Regions from separate parts of the Homo sapiens genome. Here regions 2 and 3 are each linked to region 1. Evidence: chromatin loops called from intact Hi-C (ENCODE). Cell type or tissue: Caco-2. All regions are shown on one strand. Each heading gives the region's core, and the rest is flanking DNA. Links, peaks and the distances in the headings are about the cores only. Region 1 has its middle 19 kb from the start of UBE2E2-DT. Region 2 overlaps UBE2E2 (ubiquitin conjugating enzyme E2 E2). Region 3 overlaps UBE2E2 (ubiquitin conjugating enzyme E2 E2).

Evidence for each region. Hi-C counts contacts between places; a loop is a spot of excess contacts. Peaks named below come from ENCODE experiments on the same cell type or tissue, not always from the same donor. Only the 100,000 strongest peaks of a DNase experiment are listed, where the experiment ranks them.
Region 2: it touches region 1 in a loop (2.3-fold over the local background); 1 of 110 quality-filtered maps calls a loop at or near these places.
Region 3: it touches region 1 in a loop (2.3-fold over the local background); 1 of 110 quality-filtered maps calls a loop at or near these places.

The regions. Positions count from the first base shown.
Region 1 is chr3:23,179,627-23,187,970 of GRCh38, reverse strand. No RefSeq gene overlaps it. Among named protein-coding and RNA genes, the nearest start is that of UBE2E2-DT, 19 kb to the left of the region's middle. In Caco-2, for the core only: a CTCF peak has its summit at 4,058; a DNase peak (open chromatin) is centred at 4,050.
Region 2 is chr3:23,431,902-23,440,245 of GRCh38, reverse strand. The region is part of intron 3 of UBE2E2 (ubiquitin conjugating enzyme E2 E2); the gene reads right to left. Among named protein-coding and RNA genes, the nearest start is that of UBE2E2, 230 kb to the right of the region's middle. In Caco-2, for the core only: no CTCF peak of the experiment used is centred there; a DNase peak (open chromatin) is centred at 4,705.
Region 3 is chr3:23,545,712-23,554,055 of GRCh38, reverse strand. The region is part of intron 5 of UBE2E2 (ubiquitin conjugating enzyme E2 E2); the gene reads right to left. Among named protein-coding and RNA genes, the nearest start is that of UBE2E1, 260 kb to the left of the region's middle. In Caco-2, for the core only: no CTCF peak of the experiment used is centred there; a DNase peak (open chromatin) is centred at 4,295.

The DNA.
Region 1 (8,344 bases), core at 1,987-6,986:
ATTGGTGGGAATATAAAATGATTTCATTCATTTTATAAAATATAAAATAAATATAAAACTAAAAATTTGGATAATTGTTAGTTTTTATATAAAGTTAAACATAATTTTACAATGTGACCCAGTAATTCTACTCAAAGGTTTTTACCAAAGAGAAATGACAATATATGCCAAAGAAAAATTGTACACAATGGCAATGACAGCTCTGTTTGTAATAGTTGCAAACTGGACACAAACTGTCCATCTACAGGAGAATGATTAGCCAAACTGTGGTATATCCATACATGCAACATCGTGAATGAACTTCAAAAGCCTTATATTGATGGGGGAAAATCTGGACACAAAAAGTAGCCATGATATGATTTCATTTATGTGAAATTCTAGAGCTGGCAAAATTTACCTGTGAAGCCATCCCTGTCTGAATGTGACCATAAGAAGATCAGTGGTTGTTTGGGGTTAGGAGGTCAGTTGTGGGGTGAGTTTCACTGCAGCGAACCAAGAGGAAACTTTCTAGGGTAATGAGGAATGGTATATGTCTTGATTGCAGAGGTATTTGCACAGATGTATATTGTCAAAAGCCTTTGCACTGTACACTTAATATAGTTAAATGTTACTGTATATAAATTATTCTTTGAAAACGATTTAAAAAGAAAAAGTTCTGGGTGCAGTGGCTCATGCCTGTAATCCCAATACTTTGGGAGACCAAGGTGAAAGGATCACTTGAGGCCAGGAGTTCGAGACCAGCCTGGGCAACATAGTGCGACTCAGTTTCTACAAACAAACAAGACAAAACAAAACAAGAAAAACTATATGCATGAGAGATACAAAAAAGAAGATTTTCCTGGTGATTTTTTTGTTTGCTTTTGTTTGTTGTTATTTGTCATTTGTTTTGTTCACCCAAAAGGCAGAACAGAAATGTTTGTATGGGAAGAAAGAAAAAAACAAAAGGTGTGGTTCCTGAGATGCATTGCTCCAGAAGGAACTTTGGGTGACCTCACATTCTGGGGACATCCTTTGGGTGACTAGATGGCTGGAAGGAGGGGAACAGGTGCTGAAGAATGGGTGAGACAGAGGGAGGTGGGAATGGAGGATGGTGAAGACAGGCTGCCTGGTATACAGTTGCCCCGATGGCATCTGGCTGAGAGCAGTCCATTCTATTGTTACATTTCCACTGTAATTACTTTGTCTTTAGTTTTTCAATTTGTTGGACTTAACTCTTCTAAAAGGAGTGAGAAAGAATGTCAGGAGAAAATAAAAATATGCAGTGGGATAGGATGAGGGGCCAGCAACATTCAGACAGAGATTGCTTAATTATGCTGTAACCAATTTACTGCTGAGAAAGAGAAGAACGGGAAAGCCCTTAAAGGAGTAGAAAGGACAGGCTGGGCTGGTCCTGAAGCCAGGGAAGCTGATGTACCTCCATGGCTTAATCTTGTTTTTTTCTTTTTTGGGGGGTGGGGGGTCAGGGATGGAGTCTCGTTCTGTGGTACAGGCTGGAGTGCATTGGCATGATTTCGGCTCATTGCAACCTCTGCCTCCCCGGTTCAAGCAATTCTCCGGACTCAGCCTCCTGAGTAGCTGGGATTACAGGTGCCCGCCACCACACCTGGCTAATTTTTGTATTTTTAGTAGAGACGGGGTTTCACCACATTGGCCAGGCTGGTCTTGAACTCCTGACCTCAGGTGATCTTCCCACCTTGGCCTCCCATAGTGCTGGGATTACAGGTGTGAGCCACTACCCCCAGCCTCTTTTTTTTTTATTTTATTTTTTTATTTTTTTATTTATGGGTGTCAAATAGCTCTTAGAAGGGCTGTACCTTAGTTTATTTAATTTAGCATGTAAATTTTATATAACGACCTATAGCAGTGATTTTGAAACTTAAATTTGCACAAGACTCTTGTGTTGAAATGCAGACTCGTGGACTCCCTTCCTTAGACTCTGATTCAGTGGGTTTAGGATCTGCATTTTATCCTCCATGGTTTGTACACTCTGTCTCCATGGACTACATCCAGAGAAATACTGTCCTAGATCACAGGTGAGAAAGAGAAAGCATAATTTTGATGACCATATTCACACCAAGAAAAGAAATACAGAAGTGACCAAAAGAAATCTTAGATTAAGAAAAACATCAGTATTTATTTCAGTAAGATATTTGTGTGGTGTGTGTGTGTGTGTGTGTGTGTGTGTGTGTGTGTGTGTGTGTTTAGTAAGAGAGAGCTAAGAGACCTAAATAAGGTATTAGGTAGGAGGTTTGGGGTCTTCTGATGTAGTGGCTTGCAACTTATCACCCAGACCCAGACCTGGTTTTAAGGATTCTTCTCTTTACTAGTGTATGCCTCAAATTCTCTTTTCCAAAGCCCATCAAATCAGTAGCAAATGTGAAACATTTGCTGGCCTGTCCACCTAATCCATCATAGTATAATACAAAGAGATACAAAGGGATTGGGGTGGATAAAGGAAATCGATACCTGTTTCCTGTTCTTTACCTTAAGATCCTTTGTCTGGTTTCGGTGTGTCTTCAACAGAATAGGAAACGTAGCTCAAATTCCTAATCAAAATCAGATAAAACATAGGTGATAAGATATTGTGTCTCTTCTTTTAGCAGATAAAAAATTTGAATTATAAAGGGACCAAATTGTTGGAGCCCACTGCAATTTTTTAGTTACTAGACGTTTTTGTGAGCTTCATAGTCATTTATAAACCTAATCATAAGATATTTAGAGACAAAGCCAATATTACAATAGAAATTAAGGCAATTGAACAAAAAATCTGATTCTCCCCAAATTACAGATAATCCTATATACCTTACAATGTAGATTGTAAAAATTTAGGTATGATATCAAAGTCACTGCTTAGTAACATACCTAAGTCATTCCTTCAAAATCGTCATTTAGTGAAAGAGAATAAAGCCCTTTTCTTAGCCTTTGTATAGAGATGCATTTGGTATTAGATTTGATAGGAGACCCTAAGGTGGCAAAAGAAAGTCTATTTACAGCAATCTAATAAAGCTTGCGCACCCACCTCATAGCCTTCCTTTCCCACCTGCAAATAAACACCGTCACTTAAGTGTGGTTAATGTTGGCTTCCTTTCATTTTGTTTGTCATTGTAAAGCAGGTGTTGTTCCCCAAAATTGTTCTCCATAAAAGAGGGAGTTGCCAAATAACTAAGTCCTTACAGTCTTTGTCTTATTACGGGGTTCTCTCTTGAGTTTTTAATTTTGAACAGTGAAGTACTATTTGGGAATGAGATATTAGTTGAAATGAACCTCCTTAATATGAGTCTTCAATGCTGATAGATGTCATCTAATGAAATCACTAATTTTTAAAGGAGGTAAGGAAATTTAACACAGATATTGTAATTTTTAGTGGGGGTATGACCTCACAAATACTTGTATTGAAGAACATTGTTAAAAGCTCTTTCAAATCACTTTCAAAAGCAATTCAGAAAGTTATTGCATTGAGGAGATCACTAATACACTCTTCCAGGATGCACTAAAAGGAAACTTCCCTAGCATTCTGCAAATAGGCACATGTGATTTAAGATATATTCTCTAATAACAACTTCATGCATTGATTTAAAAAGTGCTGTGTTTCAAAAACTTACTTGAAGTTTATGTATTTTGAAAAATGTTGGGTGAATCCACGATTAGTTCTAGTTATGATGATGTTGTATTTTGTTAATCTAGATTAGGATTGCCCTGACCGAAAAATTATTCCTTGTCCTCGAGAGAAGTATAAATGTGTGTGTGTTTTTTGGTATGCATTTACTTACAGGAGAATGTGTTATCATGCTAAAGAAAAAAAAGAAGGATTAGTACATTCGATTTCTTTCTTCTCAAGTTGAGCATAGACAGGACAGAGAACTGGAATAATTGGGCTCAGTGCCCACCTGGGCAATAAGACACGTGGGTTTATTAAAAACTGATGAACCTCTACTCCGTGTTTTGAATTCTCCATCCATAGCCTTCCCAGTCCCTTTACCACTTTAAGGCACATGGGTTCCCTGTATGGTTTCACTCCCAGGAAAGGTAGCATCTGTGTCTTTGTTGAAGGGTTGCCCCCAAGCGGTTGGAATCTAATTTGTCTACACTTGGGGAGTTGAAAGTGCCTGGAAAGTTAAGTTTTCTCAGAGGCAGTCCCTAACCAATGACTGATGAGTGCAGAGTAGGGTAGGGGGTAATAAATGGGCAGAATACCTTGCTCCCTGGTGGGGACAACTCTGAGGAAGTACACATGCCCTCTCCAAAGGTCTCCTGTAGAACTGAGCCTATGTTACCTTCTGTAGGACTTTGCTTTTTGCTTGCTTGGCCTTCTTCCTTTCCTGATCTCACTTCCCCTGTTGGTTTGTTTTGGGACATTTCCTAATAAATTGCTTTAGTATGAATCCTCATCTCAGGGTCTATGTCTAGGAACCCCTCCTAAAACAGGTGGTTCACTGTGGACCCTCACAATTGTCTTGCTGGGTTGTGGAAGTTAGACCACACATCTGAATAAAATGAATATCGCTTCCAGAGCAGGAAACGAGATGGCTTTCCTCTTTATAGCATATGCTGCTCAGATCACTCATTCAGAATCTAGGCACTCATTCTCCCAGCTGCTGGGAGCCCTGGCAACTCACACTCTTTTGTATCAATTGCCATTAGCCAAAGGACAGCCCTTATGGCATGGCTGGCCAATGTGGGAGTTCAGGTCCAGGCCTCTGTGTTTTTATTTAGAATGGCTTTGAAGAGCTATCCTAACTCAAGAGCTCCCTGTAGTATCAGCTGAGAACTCTGTTGCAATTCATTGCAACCCATTTTTTCTCTCTGCCCAATTTTGCCTTTTTTTTTTTTAACACCCCCACATATGTTGTTCTCAGAGGCACTCTTCCATAAAACTCGTGTTAGGAAATTTCTTAGAGTCTCTTTTCTGGGGAAACAGATCTATAATATTCTCCAACCTGAAGAGAGAACCCAGAAACCTAAACTCTGAGTTCTAGGAAACAAAGGCTCAAAGAAGTGAAGTGGCTTGCCCAAGGTCACACAGCTTATAAGGATTGACAGAGTCTGACTCAAACCACCTGAGTTTGAATCTAGACCACTCCCCCTTTCCATTTGCACATAAATCACCCAAAATACATGGCTAAATTATATTTTCAAAGATAGTGAGTTATTTTTATTTTATTTATGCATGGATTCTTAAACTGCTGCATTTCAGAAACCTACTTGAAGTGAAAATTATGTATTTTGAAAAAGTGTTGGGTAAATTTTGTGTGTGTGTGTGTGTGTGTGTGTGTGTGTGTGTGTGACAGAGTTTCGCTCTTGTTGCCCAGGCTGCAGTGCAATGGTGCCATCTCAGCTCACCACAACCTCTGCCTCCCAGGTTCAAGCGATTCTCCTGCCTCAGCCTCCCAAGTAGCTGGGATTACAGGCATGTACCACCACCTCTGGCTAATTTTGTATTTTTAGTAGAGATGGGGTTTCTACATGTTGGTCAGGTTGATCTTGAACTCCCCACCTCAGGCAATCCGCCTGCTTCAGCCTCCCAAAGTGCTGGGATTACAGGCGTAAGCCACCATGCCCGGCTGGGTAAATCTTTATTATCTTTATTTTAACAGTATTTTAAAATATTGTACTTACTTGTTTTTATTTTCCCCTATAGAAAATAAGCACTAACTAAACACTCTTCAGAATGAAGGACCATTTTAACCTTTTCTCTACCAAGCACACTTCTCTTTATTTGTGCTCTCACTAAGATTGAAACAAGAGTATTCTGGGCCAGGTGCGGTGGCTCACACCTGTAATCCCAGCACTTTGGGAGGCTGAGGTGGGCAGATCACTTGAGGTCAGAAGTCCAAGACTGACCTTACCAAATAGTGAAACCTCGTCTTTACTAAAAATTAGCCAGGCATAGTGGCAGGTGCCTGTAGTCCCAGCTACTCGGGAGGCTGAGGCAGGGGAATCACTTGAACCCGGGAGACGGAGGTTGCAGAGAGCTGAGATTGTGCCATTGTACTCCAGCCTGGGCAAAAGAGCAAGACTCAGTCTCAAAAAAGAAAAAAAAAAGAGCATTCTGGCAGCCAATACTCAGATAAATATCCACAGTAATGCTGTGTGCTCTCAGGATAAGCTTCTAGGCATTGGAAGAAAGTTTCCATCATATACTAATGATAACATTTTTCTTTGGAGCAAATGCCCAAAAGAATAGCATCTCAATCAGAGAACTTTCGTTAACTACCCAGACGAGTTCCTGTTGACCACAGTTAATGATAAAAAAAATACACATAGATGTGAACACACACACAGTGGATCTGAACTATCTTCCCTTCACTAACTCACATCAAGCTCTATCAACCTATGAGCAAATAGGAGTCAATTAAAAACCTTCATTAAGTTATCTTTTGTTCCTAGCTGTTCTATGGCTGCAGAAAGTGAATAGGATTATGCCTGTTTTGCCAGATATGATGTAGTATTAATAAAAAGAAAGACATAATCTCCTCTGCTATGAAGCCTTAGAAGAAAATAACTTCCAAGGAAAATATTCTTTATATCATTTAAAATTAAGTCTGTAATATTTTATTGGTATTTATTAATACATTTCATTAGTATTGTGAAGATGGGGGAGGAAGTAGTAAAAGGGAAAAGTGGAAGGTAAGGATATAGAATGCAGAATGAGAAAGTGAGATTGATAAGGGGCCAAACCTGCTGTTGATTGGTATTCCCTAATCTAATTGTTTTTTGGCCTACTGTGGCAATTCTTTGTACTTGAGTTCAAGAAGATAGTAGTAATATTCTGCCACGGCCCAGTAGAACTTTCCTATGACTACCATGTGCAATATAATTGTCACTAGACACATGCGGCTATTGAGCACTTGAAATGAGACTAGTGCCACTGAGGAACAAACTTTAATTAAAATTTAAATTTAAATATCCGCATGTGGCCAGTGGCTACTGCATTGGACAGTGCAGCCTAAAAGTATTATCAACAAGGTGAAAATTTTATTTGTTAACATCTTTCATTAAAATTCCCTCTAGGTACAAAAATGTCTTTCTTTGGCATGGCCTGTGCTAAGCCCATTGGGTTATGTATTCTACTTTACATGTATTAACTTATTTAATTCTCAGATTAACTTATTGAGAGTTACTATTATACCCAGTTAAGAGGCAATGAGTCTGAGGCACAAATAATTTAAGTAATGCCTAAGAATCACATGGTAAGTAGAGATCCAAAGACGTGGCTGTCATCAGGTGCTAAAGGCATGCTTGTAGAAGGATAAACTGCCTGGCATAAAAAAAGGGAACATCTGAAAAGATGATTAGAGTGAGAAAGATGGAGAGAACTGGGTCTCTATGGGGTAAAAAGCCCATGAGGCTACAGGGAAGGGACTAGAGCTGTGCTATAAATAAGGTAGCCACGAGCCATGAATGGCTATTTAGATTTAAATATGTTAAAATTAAATAAAGTTAACATTTAATTTCTCAGTCACATTGGCCACATTTAAAGTGCTCAAAAGCCACATGTGGCTAGTGGCAACTGTACTAAGCAGTGCAGAACATCTCCATCATCATAGAGTTCTATCGGACAGCTCTGAGTCGAATGATAGTTCAAGGATGGCTGCATCTACATGAACACAAGAGGTGGTTTTCACGGATTTAAGTCAAACCTCTTTTTCATCTTTCCCCCAAATTGCTGGCAAAGCCCATTAAGTTCATGAATCTCTGTAGAAGTGAGTGTAAATTGAAGAAAAGGCTGCACTTCTCGCCTAGGTGAATATGACTTGGTATATGGGGTCTCTCTCAAAAGCAAGAGGCTGGAATCTGAAGTAGTCACATAAAGTAGCCAAAAGTATTATTGAGGGGTAAGGGGGGCTTTGAACTCCCATAAACTATGGAATTAATTAGAAGAGTGGTAGTGGTTTGAACCGTTTTTTTTACTAAAATTTCTGGATACTCTGACCCTCTCCACTCCACCTGACAAAATTCATGTAACCACTCCTGTAATGTGAAATGGAGAACTATTTTCTACTCTAGTCTTGATCTCAGAGTCCTTAAAATAAGGACACTGGGTCTTTTTGAAAGCCACAATTTGTGGTCTGTATGTACCTAGCCCTCCTGTTATTGATTTTAAGTTACCACACAGGTGACATCCCTGGCTCTAAATATAATAGTGGTTAGCAATCTAAGAGCAAAACACTGTTTTAAGCATTTTATATATATTAAACCTATTTAGTTCTCAGATTAACTCAAAGAGATAATGCTATCCCCATTTTAGAGATAATGAATCCAAGGTACAGAGAGATTAGGTAACTTGCCACTATTCACATAGTAAGTGGGAGAGGCAGGATTTGAATGAATTTATCCCTAGACT
Region 2 (8,344 bases), core at 2,140-7,139, 250 kb before region 1:
CTAGAGTGCAGTGGCGTGATCTTGGCTCACTGCAACCTCCGACCCCTGAGTTCAAGCGATTCTCCTGCGTCAGCCCTCCGAGTAGCTGGGATTACAGGCACCTGCCACTGCACCTGGCTAATTTTTGTATTTTTAGTAGAGATGGGGTTTCACCATCTTGGCCAGGCTGGTCTTGAACTCCTGACCTCGTTCGTGATCCACCCACCTCGGCCTCCCAAAGCACTGGGATTACAGGCGTGATACACAATGCCCAGCCTCTTTTTTTTTTTTAATATAAAAAATTTAAAAAGATAAGAATGTCTACAATGAATAAGTATAGCTTCTCTGGCTTCACTGATAGTATAATCTTGATGTCAGGTAGGTTTCTTGTTCCTCAAACTGTATAGGTTAAAACACAAAATGGGCTAATAATGGACAGCACTATGGTACTTTAGTTATACATCTGGATTGAGGAATGGAGTGAGAAATACAATGCGTTTTCGCTGAAAGTGTTTAAACTACTTAAATACATTAAAATAAAAATAAACACATTAAAATAAAAGGTTATCTATCTTTCCATTGTTATAAGATGTGGGTTCCAAAGCACTTGAGGGATGGGATGGAGACAGCTGCTCAAGGACAAGCTGGAGAAAGTTCATTATAAGAGTATGTATAATTCATTCCAGACCTCTCAACGTTCTCTCTCATAATCTCTTTGGGGTCCTAGAGACTTTGGGCAGCTAGCCATCCCCAGGGCTCACTTGCTTAAAATTCAAATCCCATTTCCCAGATCTCCCTTAATCCAAACACTTATCCATAAGAAGTTCTAAAACAATTCTAGGGTTAAGACATGGAGGAGGAGGGGTGCCTCTGAGTTTGACAGTATCTCTTAGCGCAGGTACTATAACACACACCCTTTATTCCTTTAGTCCTTGGATTCCTGGCATCTGCCAGTAACCCTATGTGATGGCCAGTCAGGAAGGAAAGCAGTCACACAGTTTCCTTTTGCAGTGCACAGGAAGAATACGCATGAAGGGAAAGTCTCAGGTTAGCCTTCCCCTGTACACATAACAGTATTTTTTAAAAATCACATGTTAAAAGCAAAACATCATGAATTCAATGTCAAGAAATTGAAACATTTCTTTGAATCAACTTATTTATAAGTATTATTGAGTTCCTGTTCCAAATTTTGCATTCTACTCTGATTTTCTTGTATATAAAAATGATCACTCAATTACTTAGGGGCAAATCTAACAATATTCATGCCTTCCTTAAAATAAAGACAACAATAGTTAACCATTATGTAGTGTGTTGAGTAGTATTCAAATATCCTTGCAAAGAAGCCACAAACCTTATCAGAATACTAATATGTTGTTATCAGAAAATTTGTAGTGATGGTGGTAACCTGACAATCATAAACCCACAGTAATTCTGATTCTTTTATGGTTTCAATATGAATACAGCTGAAACCAAATATTTTAATTTATGAACTATGTTAAGTTTCTCTTTTCCATTTATATGTGGGATGGACCACATGCAGCAATATCTAATTTAGTAAATATTTCAAGCATATATCAAACCATGATGCATAAAATATAATGAAAAGGAAAAATATTAATACTTTAATTATTACTCAAGAAAGAACACATGACTAAGCTGTCACCAACTGCCTATCATAATGCTATAAAACTTACTTAGGACCAACTAATAAAAGCTCAAAAACCGTACAACTACTGAAAATGTCTAGTATATAACTTGAGAACATCTGTCCCTTTTAATTCAAACCTTTTCAAATTTAAGTTCAAGGAACTTCTATCACTACAGAAAATACAGAAATGTATCATCTAATTTTGAGTACTATTTCTGCCAATCCTTTGCTCAAACCTTCCACAGGCTCCTATGGAATAAAGCTGATGTTCTGGTTCTGGTACCCTAAATCCTCCATAATTTGGACCCCCTCACTTCAGCCTTATTTCCTCTTGCTCCAGCATGAGGAAATCTTTTCTCTAGAGAACCTGAATTCCTGAACCTTCTCAACTCTGCACCTTTACTTTTGCTCTTTCTGAAGCTTGTCTGGAACACCTTTCTTGCTTTACTCACTGAAGTCCCACCTGAATCAAGTTAAAATGCTTTACAGAAACCTGTACTGGTTCATGTTTGTGATCCTACAATCTGAGCTTAGACACTGGCATGAAATGATGCTCTTCAAATCTGCTGAATTAATCTGACTCTAAAGCCAATTTAAGACCATACAATAGTCTGCCCCTCACTGTTCCAACTTGGTCATTTCCAGTAACTGATCTTTGTAGTCACTGTGCTCATACTGCATTTACTGCCCACACTGAGGGTGTTTAAAACTTGCTGATTTCATGGAATCTCTGTGTTTTTCTCATGTTAATCAAATAAGTGGCCACCTGTCCTGTGTGCGGCACACAATGCTGAGGATGCAGAGATGCAGGATGACCTTTTCTGTGAGAACATATACACAATCTACGATACAAGTATCACACAAAGAACCAAAAGGACGTAGAAATCCAAAGGAGGAGGGAGTGCCTGTCTGACGGAAACATGCCAGACACTATACAGAAGCAGTGAGGTTCGATTCTACTGTCACAAGGAAAGTGTTCATGGTGATTCAGGGCCTCCGGCATTCCTCTCCTTTCTGAGCTCCTATAGTACTTACGTTTTACACTACTTCTTTTACCCTTAATGATGAAGATGAAGGTCAGAAACTGATTGCATTTGCTGAGCAATCACTATATGCCAGAGATTCTTATAATTAGCACTTTACATGATATTAATGCATTTAACTGTCACAAAAACCTAATCTATTAAAATACTCCTGGATTTACAGATTAGCAAACTGTGGCACAGAGAAATTAAACATCTTGGAAAAATTACACAGGTATTAAGTGGGTGGCATGGGACCTACTATGCATGGAAAAGTCAAAAGGGCCAGTTTTAGGTGGCATGGTCAAGGAAGAACTATCCCTATAAATAGTAGTTGCAATGAGACCTGAAAAAAGAGAGTCAGACATGTAAGGATGAGTTTTTCAGGCCAAGTAAACTACAAGGAGAAAGGCCCTGGGATGAGAAAAACCTGGCGTGTGTGGGAAGTGGAAGGAAGGCCAACGTGGCCAGAGTCAAGTGAAAGGGAGAAAGAACAAGAGATGAGCCTCCAGAAGCAGGCAGGGGCCAGCTCACGTATGGCCTGTGGGCCTGGGTTAGGAGTCTGGGTTCTATGTGTACTGATTTACCTTTACACTACACAACTCTTATGTCTTGTTCTCCACAGTGAGAGTGTCAATGGCAGAAACCAGCTATTATTTTTTAAATGTCTTGTAGCACCCAGCTCATAGTATTATGCAAAATACTCTGTGAAACATTCCCTAACTGTGATAAAAATGAGGTGGGTGTAACTGCATGCAGGAGTGGCTGAAATGGTCTAATGTCGGAGATACAAATGGAGAGACAGAGAGGCATTCCAGACCTGTGGTATGCCAGTTTCATGGCTGCAGAGGGGGAACTTAAGACGTTCTAATAAAAATAAGATGGAACATGGAAAAATAAGATTTTGTTTTGGGGAGGGAGTATAGTTTTTGTTTTTGTTTTTTGGGACAGCATCTTGCCCTGTCACCAAGGTTGGAGTGTAGCGGCTCAATCGCAGCTCACTGCAGCTTTGAGAATAGGAAAAAAAAAAAATCTTCTGTAAATCAAGATATAATTAGAACTTATACTCAGATTTTCCTTTAAAGGAAAACAAATCTTCAAATGTCTTCTAAATGAGAGCGCTCCAGTTTTCTATGAGAATACAACAGATGCTACAGTGTACGAATTCTGAAGAACGCAGGACTAAGAAATGCCCAGTGAAAGCAAAGTACTCAATTACTAACGAAATGTTAACATGTCATTCTGGCAAGAAGAAAAATATCATGGAACAGCAGAATGAACCTGGGCACTGGAGTCATGAAAGTTCACAATCAGAACTCTAGTTTAGCCACTGTGGTATAACACCTAAAATTAAGGTTCAATATCATGTGCCGCTTTGACACCTGGTAAAATCGGGAAGGCCTTGAATGATCTAACCCAGGGATCCCCAAACCCTGGGCCACAGACTGCTAACAGTCTGTAGCCTGTTAGGAACTGGGCCGCACAGCAGGAGGTGAGCGGCTGGGGAGCAAGCATTGTTGCCTGAGTTCCACCTCTGTCAGATCAGCAGTGGCATTAGATCCTCATAGCAGTGGGGATCCTATTGTGAACTGTGCGTGCGAGGTATCTAGACTGTGCGCTCCTTATGAGAATCTAACTAACGCTTGATGATCTGAGGCAGAAGAGTTTCATCCCCAAACCAGCCTGCCCCGCCCCTGCCGTGGAATAACTGTCTTCCACAAAACCAGACCTTGGTGCCAAAAAGGTTGGGGACCACCGACGTAACCCATACGTTCCCCTCTCCACTCTGCTCTCATGAATAAAGGCCCCTAGCGAAACCATCCACCTTACCAAAGGGGCCAGATGCAGTTCTTCCTTATCCTTGAATAGTAGGTTTCAGTTTCTTGTCAGCTTGAGGAATTATTCAAACAAGCCAATCACATCCTTCCATGGGAACCAGGGGATACCCCCACCCTCTTGATACTACAAAGCCTGCCTCCCATAGCTCCTAGTTGTTTACTCTGTTCCCAAGTGCAACTCCACGTGACCCCACTTGAGGCACAGGGTCCTCTTTGCCTTAGCTGTGAACATAGGTAACTAACTGCTGCTGAGCCCAACTGACGTGTTCAGCCATCCTCATAACCCTATGGCAGGAATCCTTCCCTTGTCAAAGGGGTGAGGAGGAAGTGACCAAAACCACCACTTACTGGCTGTGTGAATCAGACCTCACACCAAGTAACTTAACTTTTATCTCCAAGCTTTTTATTCTGTAAACTAGGATTAAGAATATTTACTCTGCAGGTTACGGTTAAGTATTATCTCTAGCAGTTATTATTGTGTGTTGTATCTAGCAGTGCAGTTTTAGACTCATGACTGATTCTACTAATAAAATCCTTATCCCATCACCTGTCCCTATCACCATAACTATTACTATTGATTTCAAGTGTGTAAGTTCAAATTATAGAGTTTGAAACAATAGGTGGGGACATAAATAACAGGCCAGATTTTATTTAAGAAGCAATCTGGCTTATTTACTAGACATCACTTAATTTCAGCCACTAAGAAAACAACTATAAGGAGAATTAACAAGAGTTTTGGGAAAATAAGTAGACATGAAACCAAGACTGCTTTCCAGATACTAAATACTTGGTTGAACTGTAATTTGATTCTGTGAATCTGGATATGCAAATGATGCAGCGATTTATGGCAATAAAGGTCTTTTTAATGAGCTAACATTCTGTGCGCAAATGCTTTATTTTTAAGCAAATGGAAAAAAATCACTTGCTTCAGATAAGAGACAAGGGGAAAATTGGAGCTAATAAAGCATTACACTGAGAGAATTTCCTTTTCTTCAGTTTTTCCTTCTCACATCTTAATTGTGCTACTTATTAAACACACCCCCAATCCAACTGTTTCCTGAACTCAGTAGTACATCTTTATGCCTTTCAATTTTTATGCAATTACCTAATTTATACAAGTTTGCATATTTGTACATTTACAGAGAGGAAAATTATAAAATATATAGTCTAATATACACATAATAAAATGAAAATTTATAACTATTTAAATAATGGAGGGAAGAAGACTTACACAATATAGTGAGAACTCCTTTGGACACACATAGGGTGATCATTTTGGGAGTATCTGTTTCGTACCAAGAATTTTTTGCCTTTAAATTTTGTCTAGTTAAGTAGAGCTAATGCACAATTGTGTCATTTGGGGGATGCAAACTTTATTCTCTTCAGAATTCTAGTTTGATACTGAAATATTACTGTCATAAAATTAGAGATAAATCACAATCCAGGTTATGTTAGTAAGCAATTGGATGTTACATTGAGATCTTTTTTTTGCTCTTTGGCTACCACATTCAATAAGTATTTAAGCACTAGTTTAAAGTGGATGATTGTTAATGTACAACAAAATTGCACAGTAATAAAGCCTGTAATAAAAATAAGCGGAACACCCACAGCTCATACAGTGTAGTTAAGTGTATTAGCTGGTCTCAAAAGCATTAACTTTTACTCAAATAGCAGCAGTATTCTGCACAACCTATTAGCTTCAGACAGTGCATATTAGCTGCAGACTACCAGAAATTTTTATATTTGTATGTTCAAATAAAATGGGTTTCACTATATTATAAATAGTTCCATATAATATTGAGGATTTATTTTAAATGTAAATGAGAAAAAAGGGGAATCTTTTTTCCCTTACAAACGAGGTAACTTAAAAATTTACCATTCTTAGTCTACATGTATTCCCGTATTTTACATCTTGTGAAAAAGCAAGACATGATATACTTCTATTAGTTAGCTTTTCTTGGAAGTTGTAAATTTATAAAAAGAGATCACTGATGGGCCAGCCCTTCATTTACTCTCATTCTGTTAAATTTGTCTTTCTCTTAGGCCATAGCTTGGGAATGTTAAATCCAAAATTTGGCTCAGTGTTTTTAAAACTTAAAAAAAAAAAGTCATAAAGACAAGCTGTTTTCTTGATCCTTTAATGCATTTTCAACGTTTAAATATCACATATTCTGGTTAATCATAGCCAATAAGATATCATCAGATCATATAAATCTGCGTCAATGTACTTAGTTTCAAAAAATTAAAAACAACCAATTCATAGTGCCAACCATGCTCAAAAATCATTAACATTCACTGTTGACATCAGTCCAAAGCATTCACCTGCATTAAAACACTTCATTAAAACACTCAAGAACTCTATCACTATTTATCTAGAAGCACGCATAAAACAAAATTCAGTTTTACATACAATAGGATTTAATCAGCTGTTTTTCAGCTTTTTTTTAATGGAGTCAACTTATAATTTTTTATTATTATGAAGTTATTCTAATTCTTTATAGAGGAGCACAATAATGATATAGCAAAATTCACTTGGGAGAAAAGATATGAGTATAAGATTTTGGTCCACCACAGTATCCTAGGTGCCTGAAACAGTGCCTGGCATACAGAAACTGACATTCAATAATTATTTTCTGTATGAATAAACAACTGGGTACACTTTTCCACCAAAAAGTAATATTTATTTTTTCCTTCCATTCACATCTTATCACAGGAATAAAGTATTAAAGGCATCATAAGTTAAAAGTTCTGTTAATGGCATCATAAGCTGAAAGTTTAGTGTTTAATATATTCAAGTTGCATCATAATCAAGAATCTTTCTATCATGATATCGAAGTGTCTATTCTTATAGAACCACACATAAATTATATTAATATTAACATCTATTATATCTGTTAATATGTTAATAGTTTATTATTAAATTATTAATGTCATTATCAAAGGCAAGAAAAAAGTAACAGAAAAGAAGTCTCTGTGTGACTGTTATCTGGAAATGAATCTATAATGTAAATACATCTCTATATGGCTGGGAAAGTTCTTTCAAAAGTTCAATTAAATAAATTTTAATTGAACATGAAATGCCCAAAATTGAGAAAACCACTACCAAATTTGGACAGAGTAATAGTAAGCATCCTTCTCAACTAATGAACTTGAGACGAGAAAGTAAGGAGAAAAAGAACATGGTAGAGCTGTGGAGAGACTGACAGCAGGAATTTATCAGTAAGAAGGTATAACTGATAATGTTGATATATGCACTTACATAAAAAGCCTTCTGAATATTAAAAATATTAAAAATCATATCACTGATGTAAAAAATTTGTTTAAAGTCCTATAGTAATCATTTCTAGAAATTTGCTTTTAAATGCTGATGCTATTTGTTATGATTTTTGGTTATTCCTTTTGTTTCACTTTTTGCCAATTATGAACGAAGAATCCTCATACAAATAATAATTGCACTTATGATACCTTTCAGCTCACAATCTTAATGCATTAACCAATTAATTAAGAAGGAAATATTTATCCCAAATTAGGGTAATCAGAATTAGGAATGGCAAGAACTCTGTTGCTTCTTTTCTCTACACATACCATTTTAGAATTTGACTGCTTGTGATATAATTACTGTATCTGACAAAACATAGAAAGAGAAATTAATGAAAAACTGATTTCTGGATATAGCTGCAGAACATTTATCCAAATTTTCTGTACTGAAAGCTGTACATTACAGTGTGATGACTAGTAGCGTTTGCCTACATGCTTTACACTTAAATCATTAGATATAAACGTGGTTTCATATGACCTGTCTGTGAGAGCTTATTTAGTAGTCTTAGATCATCATCTTCTAATGACTACTTATCAGC
Region 3 (8,344 bases), core at 1,772-6,771, 370 kb before region 1:
AGTTTTAGGATTTTTTTTTTAAATTTATGTGAACAATGCCCTTGGGATTTTGATAGTGACTGTGTTGGATCTGCATATTGCTTTTGGTAGTATGGGCATTTTAACAATATTAATTCTTCCAGTCCATGAGCATGAAATATCTTTCTATTTGTGTCTTCTTCAATTTCTTTCATCAATGTTTTATCATTTTCTAGTGTACAGGTCTTTTATCTCCTTGGTTAAATTTATTCCTAAGTATTTTAATTTTTAAATGCTATCATAAATGGGATTGTTTTGATTTCTTTTCTTGGCTAGGTTGTCACTTGTGTACAGAAATGCCATGGACTTTTCTATCTAGATTTTAAATTTTATATCCTGTAACTTTACTGAATTTATTTATTAGATGGATACGGCTTTTGAGAAAGCCTCCTCATGTCTACAAAAATGCAAATAACTATTGTCAATAATGGAAAAAATGACTATAAAGGGAACAGAGGCATTCAGAAAATGAAACCATTTCCTTCAGCAACAGATGTCCAATTTTGGGTGGTTAATGTACAACCTACTTTAAGAGCAATGTCAGTTTATTAACATAAATGGTAGGTTAAATATCATCGACCAAAACAAAGGCCCTATAGTTATAGCTACCAGTATACTGAAGTATTAACTTAAAAGAGATTAAAAGCAGTAACACTGATCTTCAGTGGGATGCCGCTTTACCACATGCTCACAAGTTATGCTTCTTTGAAATTATTTTTTTTTTTAGAGGTCATAAAGTTTATAATGTAATATCAATGATTCTTAATATAGCATTTTGTTTTATTAAAGTGTGACCAAAGGTTTCTATCATACTATAAAAGGGAAATATAGAGCATTTTGGGCTATATTAACAATGAAAATCTGTCAAGTAATTTATTAATTTTATCTTTAGGTAAGTAGGCTAACTTTACCATTAACACAAAAGAGAAAATTTCTATTTCTCTCTCATTTTTCTCCTACAATCATCTTCAACTTTTATCCATAAAACTCCAGGGTGGATATAATCAAGGAGATTAAAAATCAATAAGAAAGGGTTTATCAAAACTTAGAAAGTAAAATACTTTTTTCTTAACATAAAAAAATTTACATAGAAAATACTATTCGTACATTTTGCAAAATTAATTTTGCTATACACATGTTGGTAGTTTTTAGACTGGATTGAAAACAGCATGGAATAAAGACAATTTTAGTTAATCTTGAGGTGTTTTTCTGAATGAGTTATGGCAATAGCTGCCTGTTCAAAGCCTTGAATGGTAGTTGAATAGCATTTCAGAATGTACTTGCATTCATGTGGCAACAACTGATGGAGAACTGAGGTCAGCTAACAGAAATGCCACAAAACCTTACATTCTTAAAAGTTCCAAAGTACAATTTGTAAAGAAGCTGATTGTACAAAGACAATCAACTGTAGAGTGGGAATGCAGAAACAAACGTACACCTCCTTTTGTGCTAACTCCTATTTATTTCTTGGAACTGTAGAAATGTTAAAACCCAAAACCTCTCCTTGGTGACTGTCCTTGTTTATGCTTTCTTTACCTTGTGCCTAGATGAAAAGCAACCCATTAGTTTAGTTAAACAGGCGCTTATCATGAAATCCAGATCTACTCAACACCCTCAGTCCCCTGGGAATTGGTACATGATGCAGAATATTTTTATTGACATTCTGACTGAAACTTTATTTTTTAGAGAAGGGGTCTCTCTCTGTTGCTTAGGCTGGAGTGCAGTGTCCTGATCTTGGCCCAGTGCAACCTCGAACCCCTGGGCTCCAGTGATCTTTCTACCTTGGCCTCCGAGTAGCTAGGACTACAGGGGGGTGCCACCAAGCCTGGCTGCTGACTAAAACTTTAATACACCTGTATTAGTCTGCCCGGGTGGCCATACAACAAACCATAGACTGGGTGGCTTAAAAAGCAGAAATTTATTTCTCTCAGTTCTGGAGGCTGGGAACTCAAAGATCATGGTGCTGGCTGATGTGGTTTCTGACGAGGACTCTTGGGGGCTTATAGATGGCTGCCTTCTGGATGTGTCCTCACAAGGCAGAAAGACAGAGTTCTCTGGTGTCTCTCCTTAAAGGGACATGAATCCCATTGGATCAGGGTTCCACCCTTATGACCTAGTTTAACTTTGATTACCTCTTTATAAGCCCTATCTCCAAATATAGTCACATTAGGAGTTAGGGCTTCAACATATTAATTTTGGGGAGAACACAGTTCAGTCCGTAGCACACACCCTTATACGAGGCCCTAGCCGAGCCTGGGACCAGCTACAGCAAACCATGCTTTACATCCCTATCGTCATCTCCCACCATGCAAGGCCCTCTAGTCAGTCATCCTTTTTACTCTCTCATCCCCACATTTCTTTGTCCTCTACTCCAGGATAATCCTCTTCCAGCTGCCCCCATTCTTTCTAACCACACCTTCTCAAAGATCCAATGAGGCAACATATTGTTTCTGTGATTCTCTTACTTCCCACTCACATTTCTTTAGATTGTAAATGGCCAGCCATGTAAGTCCTACAGTAACAGTAATGATAGTAGCCCCAAGTTACTAGCAAGTTTGAATAGTATAGCTGTTTGCATGTTTCTACTAATATAGAGCCAACATAAGTTTCTCTTCAGTTTAATATTCTGGTTTTAACTAAGCAAAAGACATGCTGGTCAATTCTTAAAGCATTCACATTTCATGAAGTTAAGAACTAAATCAATTTGAGAATACTTACCAAAGTTATAATGCTTTAGTAATTAACTTAAAAGGTTGCCCTTTTATAAACAAAAATGTTTTAGTCTTTTCCATTTTTATTTATTTTTCAACTGGTTATGAATTCTCTTTTCTTGCCTTTTAAGTCCGTGGTAATATTTTATGGAATGTTGAACACTGCAATTTTTATGTTGTTGAGTGTTGGAATTTGTTGTATTTCCATAAAGAATGTTGTACCTTATTCCAAAGAATGTTGCATTTTACTCTAACAGGGAGTTAAGTTATTTAGGAACAGTATGATACTTTCAAAACTTGCTTTTAAACTGTTAGAGCAGATGCAATGTAGTCTTTAGAGTAATTCATCCCTACTAATAAGGCAGGATCTTTTGATGATTATATGCAAACTTAACCAAAGGCTCAAGGGGATCTCTCTTCAGATTTCTAGGGCATTCTCTCTGTACAATCCCTCTTCTCTGGGTTTCTGCCCCACAAATGCTAGCCATCTTGATCTTCCCAAACTCCTATCTCTGTCTCCTCAACTCAGTGACACTGCTGGCCTCTCTCTTTGGTTTCTTTCTCCTTGTACAGTATCCTGGAAACTGCTTCTAGGCAGTAAGCTGGGGACAATTGTAGGGCTTACTTCATCTGTTTCTCCTCTCAGGGAATGTCTAGTTTTCTAACTAGAAAGGTAGTCTAAGGTAGGAGTGTAAATCTGGCTCCTGTTATTCTTCATGGCCAGAAGCAGAAGTGAAAAAGTTGAGTTTCACTCCCATCTTAACTAGACATAGTCTCTGACCTCCAGGAGTTTGCGATAACAAAACTCTCTGGACAACATAGTCTTTGACCTCTAGGAGTTTTGTTATCTAATATAATATCCTGACATATTTTAAGTTGTCTCTTATGCCTGAGATTTATACAGAGTAAAAGCAAAGGAACAGTGGGGATAGCAGTCAAGGTTAAAAGAGGCTTGGGCTTGAAATAAGGCAATTTCACGGGGAGCCCTTTGGCCACATGGGGTTGCATAGGGGAATACAGTTTGTACATTATAGGTGCTGGGAATAAAGAGGCAGACTCATAATTCATTTTATAGATGACAGAAGATAATCCTCAATAGTTATCTAGATTATAAAAATAGGAGCCTAAAGCAAATTAAAATCATTAAATCAAGTTTGAGTTATAATTCATTCTTCCTACTAGTTTTTTTATAGAAAGTAAATTCCACCACATTTGAAACTCCAAACTTAACAAACTATAAAGGAGTTATCTAAAGATTTTATGCTGAGAATGAAATTGCTTTTTTTTTTTTTTTGAGATGGAGTCTCTCTCTGTTACCCAGGCTGGAGTGCAATGGTGCGATCTCGTCTTACTACAGCCTGCGCCTCCTAGGTTTAAGCGATTCTCCTGCCTTAGCCTCCTGAGTAGCTGGGATTACCAGTACCTCCCACCACGCTCAGCTAATTAGTGTATTTTTAGAAGACACAGGGTTTCACCATGTTGGCCAGGCTGGTCTCAAACTCCTGACCTCAGGTGATCCACCCACCTCAGCCTTCCAAAGTGCCGGGATTACAGGTGTGAGCCACCGCGCCCGGTTGAAATTCCTTTTTTAGACATCTCAAAGGCGAGGTCATCACACCTAACACAGCTAATATGGACTTTCAGTTCAATAACATTCCACGTAATGATACTCATAGCCTTCAAAGTGTTTACAGAGGTCCACACATACCATTTTTTCCTCACAATAATGCTGCAAGATAGGGTCAGAAGTACAATCTTTAATTCACAAATGAGGGCACCGATTTATCCAAGGTCACTAGCTAGTTAGTGAGAGAGCTGGGCCAAGGCTCTGGCTTTCTTGACAGCTTCAAAACTCAGTATAACTTAGGTCCTTTGACTTAATTTTCTTTAACATGGCAAGGTATAACCTTGCATTGTTCTCATGACCTGACACTGATAAGTCTAGCAATAGGCATCATAAGGTTTGCTGAAAAGATGCATGCAAGGGCATGTCACTATGACTTAGAGAAATCAGGCATAAATGTAGTAGAGATCAGGGCAACAGCTTAGAGCAAAACAATAAAAAACCATCTCATGCTATGGAGCAACTCCAGTGTTTTCATTTAAAACCTTGCCATCCATTACAAAGGACAAAGAAAGAACTTTAGAACATCAAAATGAGATTATTATGCTATGTGCATGATACTGCTTTGGCAGTGCTGCTTACAAAGTATAGGACTTTAATATATTTTCCAAAGTAGGTTAAAAAAAGAAACAGTTTAGCTGGGGAAAGAGGCCATTTATTAAGAAGGTAGGTACTGGCTGAGACTGGCAAGAACTACAACATTACTCACAGTGTTCAGCCACATTTTCAGAGTTGCTACTATGTACCTCTTTTGAGAGCTGATGGGGCCATTCTTGCCCTGGCATACCAGAAGAACAGGAGCCACCAACTTGGCACATGAAGTGAAAAGGGATATTCCAAGATTATATATTGGTCTAACAGACAGTACAGGCTGAGTCATATGGTTATAGAGATAATAATAAATAAAGCTACTCTTAAAAAATAAAAAATATGGCTTGGAAGTCCTTCTGTTTGTTTTTAAATATTTTACTGAGTGCAAGCAAGGTTAAATGAAGTTAAGGAGGAGAGCAGCACGTGAACCATAAGGATAAGAAAAGAGAAGAGAAACAGCAGCAGAAAAATCAGGAGGCTGGAAATGCAGAGAGAAGAGACCAGCTAACGGGAAAAGGGATTAGAGAGAAGGAACAACCAAGAATACACCGCAAAGTTCTGTCTTAAAGAAGTAAGTAAGTGCTGGTCCACTTCAGTTTGCCATTGGCTCCATCTTAGTGACTCCCATAGAGGGTTAGGCTTCCAGCTTGAAGGTGGAGTCAAATCAAAGCCTGAGGTGAAGGTGGGGTTTGTGCATGTGTATGTACTGGAAATGGAAAACATGTACAATAGATAAATTGTTTTTATATTACAAACACCAGAAAGTAAAGCAAAATGCAACAGAGTCCCTGGGCTGATAGGAACAAGACAAAGAGGAGTAAGAAAAATGTGTAAAAGGAGTAAGAAAAATAATGAAACAGCTTTATATGATGTTCTAGTTGTGAAAGATGGTGTAGGTTATAATTTCTGTAACCTCTGACGTGATTCATTTTCTTTCTCTTAGTTGCTTTTTCTATTAGGATTCCTGAAAGAGGCAGTCTTTAGAAGGCAGTCATGAGTAAGCTGATGTGAGAACATATGTATATAAAAGCCAGTAGTTCACACTGATTTGGCTATTTCTCTGCAGGCAGGCAGAGGAGAGAGTCTAATGCTAACCTTAAGAGTATCACTCTTCCCTCCAGTCTTCCCTCCGGTATTCACACCAGGTCCCTGAGGACATCAGCTACTTCAAAGTATGGGAATAGCTTCCTTAACAAATCCTCTGGGCATAAAAGTTTTTTAAAAGTCAATGTGATCACCTCACTGGGACCTCCTTAGGGCTGGGTGGGTAGTATCAGAGGTCTCAGAAGGTAGTACATTCTGAAAGATGACCTGAAAAAAGAATGTGACAGCCACATGGGGATCTCTACTGAGAAAAGAATGTCTCCTATTTAGGAAGAGAAGTATCAGCTTTGAGAGCCTTCTGAGTTAGGGTGAGCAATCAACATCCTCGAGGGTGTTTTATGCTGTTATCAAATTTTAAAACACATTTGTTTAATTTGCATAAAGTAAAATCCATGCTGCATTAGTTATAAATCAGGTACAGGTGTTTCTGACAATAAATTTCACTAGAATGACTCCATTTACCAATAACAAGCTTACTGTATTAACAGACCACCACATTATAAATGTAGACTGAATGGGGAAATAAATCTAAATAGCAAAACAAATGAACCAATAAAGAAATAGCACTTAAGAATTTCAAAAGCAGCAACTGGTGAAGAACTAAGAGAAGTATACAGACCATAGTCAGCTACTTAATAATCTCATCATTTCTGGGTATTTTAAATGGTGGAAAAGACACACACCTGTGGTAAATCCCTGCCTGGGAGTAACACCTGAAACCTTTCTGTTAGTGTGGAGACCAAGAACCTACTAAACAGCTGGACAACAGACACAGAAAAAAATGTCTTATTGTTGGAACGAGATTGCTTAGCAAAGCCTGACACAGTTATTCCTCTCTTGAGAGAAGCTGTAAATAAACCCAAATAGTGAGCAGGGTAGTTACAAAATGTGCTCCTTGATCCTACCATAAGCAAAAAAACTTAATTTCTTATTTATACACCTCACTTTGCCAAACAAGAGTCAATTTGCAATAAAATATGTATGCTCAATAAAATAACTCTAACAGAAACAGAATAATCCAAGTCATCAAAAAAGCACGGATAAAACTATGGGAAAAAAGCATGTATAACTGGCATATATACTAATACATAATTCTCTCCCTGTCATTAGAGAAAAGTTATTTTTACTCTAGAGTGGAGAGAATTAATCATCTGTTTTCACCACTATAATCTTTATCTTTTCATTATCTTCATTAAAAGATAATTTTTAAAAATTAATTAAAATCTAAATGTTCTTGCCGGGCGCGGTGGCTCATGCCTGTAATCCCAGCAATTTGGGAGGCTGAGGTGGGCGGATCACCTGAGGTTGGGAGTTTGAGACCAGCCTGACCAACATGGAGAAACCCCACCTCTACTAAAAATACAAAATTAGCCAGGCGTGGTGGTGCATGCCTGTAATTTCAGCTACTCGGGAGGCTGAGGCAAGAGAATTGTTTGAACCTGGGAGGTGGGGGTTGTGGTGAGCTGAGATCGCACCATTGCACTCCAGCCTGGGCAACAAGAGTAAAACTCCGAATCCAAAAAAAAAAAAAAAAAAAAAAAAAAAAATCTAAATGTTCTTGACTTCAGAAATTCCTCAAGTAAGGGAAACAAAGAAACTCTGAATCATTTCTTGGGCAAATAGTTCTGAGTAAAAGACATGTGAGTAAAGAATGATGTTTGTTTAAGTGAAATATTTGTTTCTCTAAACAACAAGAACAATGACAACAAAAATAGGTCACTGGTAATTTTTAAGGGTAACTCCAAAATGAAGTCTTCTAAACATAAACTGAAGAGAATTTTCATAAGATACAGTGACTTTTCAATCAGATCAAGTTCTTTGAAAAATTTTTAAAAATGTTTAATTAATTTTATTTCAATAGTGTTAGGGATACAAGTGGTTTCTGGTTACATGGATAAACTGTATAGTGGTAAAGTCTGAGATTTTAGTATACCTACACGTGAGTAGTGCACACTTTACCCAATATATAGTTTTTTATCCCTCACCAACTGCCCCACCTCCTCTCTTCTGAGTCTCCAATTATCCATATCACTTTGTATGCCTTTGTGTGCCCATAGCTTAGCTTTATAAGTGAGAACTTAAGGTATTTGGTTTTCAATTCCTGAGTTACTTCACTTAGAATAAAGGCTTCCAGCTCTATCCAAGTTGCCGTAGATGTTATTTCCTTCTTTTTTATGGCTGAGTAGTATTCCATGGTGTATACATATCACATTTTCTTTAACCACTCATCGGTTGACGGGCACTTAGATTGGTTCCATATCTTTGCGATTGTCAATTGCGCTGTGATAAACATATA